Regions from separate parts of the Homo sapiens genome. Here region 1 is linked to region 2. The links are chromatin contacts, found by Hi-C in ENCODE. All regions are on one chromosome and are shown on one strand. The core of a region is the stretch at or near the end of the contact, and the rest is flanking DNA. Distances in the headings are between cores, read along the strand shown.

What was found. Hi-C counts contacts between places; a loop is a spot of excess contacts on that map. Pooled maps may share reads with other maps.
Region 1: a map of gastrocnemius medialis shows a loop between it and region 2 (3-fold over the local background). The contact joins two enhancer-like sites. A Hi-C loop is called at or near these places in 3 of 168 maps with a recorded cell type or tissue (ascending aorta, gastrocnemius medialis and sigmoid colon) and 3 of 50 pooled maps.

The regions. Positions count from the first base shown.
Region 1 is chr1:117,676,879-117,680,156 of GRCh38, forward strand. No RefSeq gene overlaps it. Among named protein-coding and RNA genes, the nearest start is that of TENT5C, 72 kb to the left of the region's middle. Within about 2 kb of position 1,918, at least 8 of the 41 ENCODE cell types and tissues checked have a DNase peak (open chromatin) inside an H3K27ac peak, as active enhancers do.
Region 2 is chr1:117,823,691-117,827,124 of GRCh38, forward strand. No RefSeq gene overlaps it. Among named protein-coding and RNA genes, the nearest start is that of GDAP2, 100 kb to the right of the region's middle. Within about 2 kb of position 1,386, at least 8 of the 41 ENCODE cell types and tissues checked have a DNase peak (open chromatin) inside an H3K27ac peak, as active enhancers do.

The DNA of each region.
Region 1 (3,278 bases), core at 668-3,167, 150 kb before region 2:
CTGTTTTGGTGTTTCCTCCCCAAGTGGGGAGATCAATTAGTGCAACAACTCTGGCCTGTCTCCATCTCATTACTTGGGGCTTCCCCAGGGAAGGGAGTGACTGAACTTGCTTGCTGAATCTGGGCAGAACAAATCTGGTTTGCTTAGCTGCTTTCTACCTGTCTCCTTGGGAGTGAGTTTCCCCCTAACCCCTACAGGCCATGCGACTCCCCTCTTTCTCTTCATTCCTAAGTCTTACCTAGGCGGGACCCTCTGACTGAGATTTGTCCATAAAAATGCTGATCCTCTAGCTCCCATCAGCTGCTCCTTGGCTTTCCTTCTCAGTGTTTCCTGAACTCAATCAGAAGAGAGGTGCTCTCCCCATCAGTCTCCTCTTAGAAATGTGGAATTGTGGCCAGGAGCGGTGGCTCACGCCTGTAATCCCAGCACTTGGGGAGGCCAAGGTGGGTGGATCACCTGAGGTCAGGAGTTCGAGACCAGCCTGGCTAACATGGTGAAACCACATCTCTACTAAAAATACAAAAATTAGCCGGGCGTGGTCCCGGGCACCTGTAGTCCCAGCTACTCAGGAGGCTGAGGCAGGAGAATCGCTTGAACCCAGGAGGTGGAGGTTGCCGTGAGCCGAGATCATGCCATTGCACTTCAGCCTGAGCAACAGAGTGGGACTCTGTCTCAAAAAAGAAAAAAGAAAAAAAAAAAAGAAAGATGGAATTGTACAGGACATACTGTTTTGTAAGCTGCCTTAGAAATATTTTTCGCTGGCCGGGCGCCGTGGCTCACGCCTGTAATCCCAGCACTTTGGGAAGCTGAGGCAGGCAGATCACGAGGTCAGGAGATCGAGACCATCCTGGCTAATGCGGTGAAACCCCGTCTCTACTAAAAATACAAAAAATTAGCCAGGCATGGTGGCTGGCGCCCATAGTCCCAGCTACTCAGGAGGCTGAGGCAGGAGAATGACATGAACCTGGGAGGCGGAGCTTCCAGTGAGCCGAGATTGCGCCACTGCACTCCATCCTGGGCGACAGAGCGAGACTCTGCCTCAAAAAAAAAAAAAAAAAAAAAAGACAGAAATATTTTTTGCTTAACAATATACTGTGAATCTTCTCCATGTCATTAAATATTCTGGATTTTGGAGGAGATTCTAGAGGCAGAGAGGGAGAGAAAGAGATAGAGAGACACAGAGACACAGGAGACAGAGAGAAAAAGGAAGGATGTGAAGGAAGAAAGAGGAGGAGGAAGGACCGCAAAAGAAGAAAGATAGAGAGACAGACAGAAGTGAGGGTGAGAGAGAGGGAAGAATCTGCAGTCTGAGGGGAAGCTGAATCATAAATAGGAGGGGTGGGGAGGCAAGGATCAGAACAGGAGATGGGCTTTGGCCACTGGGTAGCTCAGGGATCTTTTGCTGCCCCTTCCACACACTGACAATTACCACACTTGCTGCATTCCCCAAGGGCCATCTTGAGGGGTTGCTCAGTCTCTGATAAGCCCAGAGGTGATGTGACTCCCTGGGGAGCAGCATGCATGGATGGCAAGTTGGCAGGGAAGTCAGATGCAGGCCAGCACTCCAGTGTCTCTCATGTGACACAGCTTCTTGACCCTCTAGTGTCCTGGTTATCCTCCAGGGATGACAACTATTTTGGCAGTGACCTCATAGAGTGTGATTTTTATCTTTAAGCGTCCATAGATTTCTCAACTTAATCTTTGTCATTTTTGTTTTACAAAAGTATTCTGCAAGTTACCCTGGCACCACTTCTTCTTGAGACGGCTCCCCTATCCCAGGCCTTGTAACCCCAGCCTGGGGTGACTCTCTTCTTTGCTCTGTAGCACCCAGCCCCTCCTCTGTCACAGTTCTTATCACACTGCATTGAAATGATCTGAAAGCTCATTGCTGGCAGGGAGCTGGCATTATTCATCTCTGTTGCCCTGGAGCCCAGCTGGCAAATGATCTGATCAGGTGATTCTCAAACTGGGCCTAGCAGAGTCCCTGCACTTCCAAGGAGGTGGTATGTAAGGCGCCCCGGCAAGGGGAGGTGGTTTGGGGCACTGTTGGGGGGACCCCACGTCCCTAACCAGAGCACCTGTGCTTTTTCTGGTTATGTATTGAATTTCCAAGTGAGTTTTCACTTTAAAAAGAGTTTTCTTTTCTTTAAAACAAAAGTTTCAAGAATCACTAATCTAGTCTGTTTCCTTGGGTCATATGTATTGTATACATTCATGGGAAGTGCAGAGGAAAGTTTAATATCTGAGCACTAACCTGCTTTCTTCTTCCTTCTCTAGTCCCATTTTAGGGTTAACATTCCCACCTCCAACCCTCCCCTCTCATGGGGAAAAGTATTAGAAGAGGATTGAATACCGGTTGTAGAATGAAAATGCTGGTCCTCTGAAGAATTACATCAGTGACAAGAGGGGGATGTTTCTAAGGAACAGGGAATCCTTATGGCCAAATTACTTTACCTTTATTCTCTCAAGTCAAAACCAAACTGATGAGTATGTGTAAGTGCTATAGGTGACACCAGGGTGCACACTATATCGCCTGTCCTGGTACCTTTCAGTTAACTTGGGAAGGTAAGACTTACTACTTGAACAACCAGGATTGTAAATGTTTGTGAGGCAGGCTACAGCTGCAAAATTTCCCTGTACACTGTGCAAGTAAAAACAGAACTGCGTGGTGGAAAGAATAACTCTGAGTCCCAATGCCTGGATTCTGGTCTCTGGGTCCAATTTACAACTGTGTGTTCTCAAATACGTTATTAACCCCTGAGTCTCAGATTCATTCCCAAACAGTTATTTATTCTGATTATCAAATAAGATAGTATATGTGAACTGAACATCTTTTATAAACTATAAAGACTGGTTAGAAATGATTATTATTGGTGATAATGAACCTGAACCTGAAGGTGGGGGTGGGATCATCTTATCTTACCAGCAGCAGAGGGCCCCTTGTCCAGGAGAAAGGAAGCCTCAGGGATTTCAGAAATTTCCTCTGTCCGGTAGCTTTGGTCTTATTCTCCCCACTGAAAAGAAGTAGGTTCTCTTATTTATAACTCCAGAACTGTGGAATCTCTGGTCTGATTGACCTACGTAGATTGCACGTGCTGATAAGGAATGAAAATCCAAGCAAGCATAGACCAGCTTGGCCTCTTTCCAGTAAGGGCCTGCCGTGGGTTGGTGCTTAATTGCCCCTGGTGTCTATTATGGACTGGTTGGAGAGTGACCAATAGCTTAAATGGAGGAGTGTGCTGGGGGCTGGCACCAGCCAGACACCTTGGGTGGGACTG
Region 2 (3,434 bases), core at 136-2,635:
AAGAATTTGAGATTATCAAAATGTGTAAAGTACCTGGCACAAAAGAAGCATCCAGAAATGGTAGCTATCATTTTCTCATACGATTTTTTATTCATATATAATCCACATACCATAAAATTCATCCTTTAAAATGTATAATTTAGTAGCTTTTAGTATATTCACAAAGGTGTTCAACCACCACCACTATCTAATTTTAAAATAGCTATTGATTTTAAACTATTTAAATTCAATAACCCTAGGTTGTCCTCTGTCCTTTCATACCCCAAAACCTTCACTGGAGCTTGACAGGGGAGAAATCATACCATACAACAGTTAGCAATAATTGTATGTAGTCTCTTTCTAAAGTCTCACATCTTATAGCAGCTGCTCCAACCTTTTCTCCTTCTTCCAGAGCTCCAACTTAGGTGGCTCTCCTCATCTTTGTTCCTTCTCTTGGAGCTTTTGTAACTCTAGCTTCCCTATAGTTCCATGTCTTTTCTCACACTCACACCCAGTAATGTATCCCATTTCCTCAGTTTCTTTGGTTTGCCACTGCCAGGCATCACTTCTCTGTGCTCTGAGGTCTGTGCTCCATTCTCATAATGAGGTCTTGCAGAGGGTGCTCTGGCCAGGAGCTACACTCTTTAACTCCCCTTGTGTCTGGGTAGAGCCACATGGACTAAGTAGACTAGTCCCCATCTCAGGGAGGTAAGCAGAAATGATGAGTGTCACCTCCAGACCAAACTGATTAAGAAGTGGGTATGTCTCCTCTACCTTCTCTCTTCTTGTCTTCCAGCTAAAGGCAAAGGACCCCAAGACTCAAGAAAATAGCTAGGCCTCCAACCAGGAGGAGTTTGGGCCCACGGTCCACAAATTATCACATGAGAGGCAACCCATTGAGTACCTGATTGGGATTAACATGAGCAAGAAACAAATCTACTGTGTTTATGCTACTGAGAGATGGAAGATTGTTATAGAAGCTAGTTTTGCCTTAACTGAGAGCAACAACTTGTGGTGATGTCAGTGTCAAAGTCAGTGATAGCATTCCTCTGGCATTGTCCCAGGGAAGCCAGGGATTTGGTGGGACCTCAGAGCCAGAGGTCCTTGGATGCTATGGGGACTGTGGTTAAGAAAGACAAAGTCTTTGGCAGTGGCTGCTCTGTCTCCCAGCAGGACTAGGGTGGAACCGATTGGCAAAGTATAAAAGCACAGTGAGAGCAAATACCAGAGTTCAGTTGGCTGCTCCAAGGCACTAGGGAGTGGGCTCTGGCTGACTCCAGATAGGGACAACACCTCTCTCCCTGAAGTTGGCTGAACAGTCCCAGTAGAATCCTTCCTTGGAGACAGGCACTCAGGCTAAATTTCGATAGTTAGATCTGGCTCTCTCCCCTTTCCACTTCTTTTTCCCTCAGTTCAGTGGCCTTGGTCCAGCAGGTCAGGTAAAACATTGGTCAGACTTTCCCAGAGCTCTGTCAGAGAAAACCCCATGGTATCACATGAGAGGAGGCCAGCACACCTTTCTCTAGTGTTACAGAATGAAACTGTTGTATGCGTGTTAGGTACATGGGGAATTCTCCTGCCACTAAGTGGGAACCTCTGGTAGAGATGCTAGGTATTCAGTCCGCTACTACTTCTCAGTTTTCTCCTCAGAAAGTAAATCAAGAGGGCCATGTTTCCCATAGCCCAGTGGGAAGACAAAAACAGTTTGAAATACACCTAAGATCTAATCCTGGGGCAGCTCTGGGGCCAGGTAGCTCAAGGGTTTGGGTCAAAGCTCACAACCACACAGGGAAGACCTAGTGTTTCTTCCCTACAAAATGATGAGAGATAGAATGGGAAGATGGGGTGCAGGAACAAAATCCCAACTCCATCCAGTCTCCCCAGATGGTCTTGCAACAGGCTTGAAATACCTGGCCTGTTGCCCTGGCCGGTTCCAAACCCCTGAGGCAGGCTCTGTGGGAAGCAGCCTTTGTCCCCTACAACCTTAGGAAAGCTACTTTTCCCATCTGAACTGACCCTCTGAGTATGCTTTCAGCGTTTCCCTTAGTCTGTCCCCAGGACCAGTGATTGCAGAGCATGCTACCTAAGTGTTGGTGCCACAGGGATTCAGCTATTCTCACAGGGAGCCAGCAAAAGCCTCACTGACCAGATGTCTGACTCCAAACTCCTTTTTATCCTGCTCAGATCTGGACAGATGAAGTTTTCAGGTACCCAGTGGCAAAACAGTGGTCTCCCCATGGCTAGTCCCTTCTGTGTGAGATGTTTCCTTTAGGGAAATCATTAAATGATGCTGCCGGGAAAGTAAATTGCCTAAGGTCACCATGAGCCAGGAGTTGGCCCTCAGGTTTGCTGGGTTGGGAACTTAATTCCTTAAGTTCCTCAGAGATAAGAAGGCTATGGGGAGCTGATTCTCTAAGTAAGAGCCTGATTGACAAATGAATACAGACTTATCAATGAGGGTATCAGGTAGGATCATAAGTGCCCAACCTTTTCTGAGAGTGCCCCTGAGGATAAATAATCTTACTTGGGATGCTGAAATATAAAGGAGATTTTCTTGATGTAGACAAAAGCAGAGCAAAGTTTCAAGAGTGTTCTTGTTTATAAGGCTATTTCATCATTCTAGAGTAGCTGGATTCACTGCCTTTCTGCGCTCTGGAGACGTTTCTGAATAAAAAGTACTGGTTCTCAGAATTTGAGGGCTCTCACCCTGGCACAGTGCTTGAGGTCACCCACCAGTTTAGAGAGTATTTATGCAGACCATCTGTGATGCCAGATATAATAGGGCACAATTGGGTAGATGACAACTTCTTTTATAAGCTAGGGCTTTCTAATTTTTTGTAAATAATGCACTCATGCAACAATATGTGTATGAATTGACAGAAGGATTCTAGCCATCCCAGGTCCTGTTCTGCCACCCTGAGATCTACAGGAAGTAAAAATCCCCACACATCTGTGACTCATTGTTGCTCATCAGTTGGCCCTGACAGATCTGTTGGAAAGCTCTGGCACATACCATCATCTTCTTTACTAGATTTTGGAGCATTTAGCAGAGATGATAAATATTTTAGTCTTATGAGCAACACATTTTCTCTTAGGATCAGATTCTTTTGATATCGTGTCTTGGGGTTTTCTGTCTCTACTTTCAGCAGGTGATTTTTTCTGACCCTGCCCCAACCATCCCAAATCTGGAATGCCTTCTGTGGACAATACTTTCATATTGTGTCCAGATCCCCACTTCAGGGCTGAGGCACAAGCCTCCAGCTGCTGATGGCTCACAGCTGTGTCCCTTCCTAGGCAATGACCTTGGCAGAGAACTATCTGGCTCCAGACTAAGGCCCCTCCCAGGCATGGCTCAATAGCCAATGACTGCCTGATGCAGAGATACAATGGTTGGGCCCTTGGCTTTAGTAGGAGACAATTCTGAAGGCTCATCTCAGCTCCAGCACTCCCTGTAG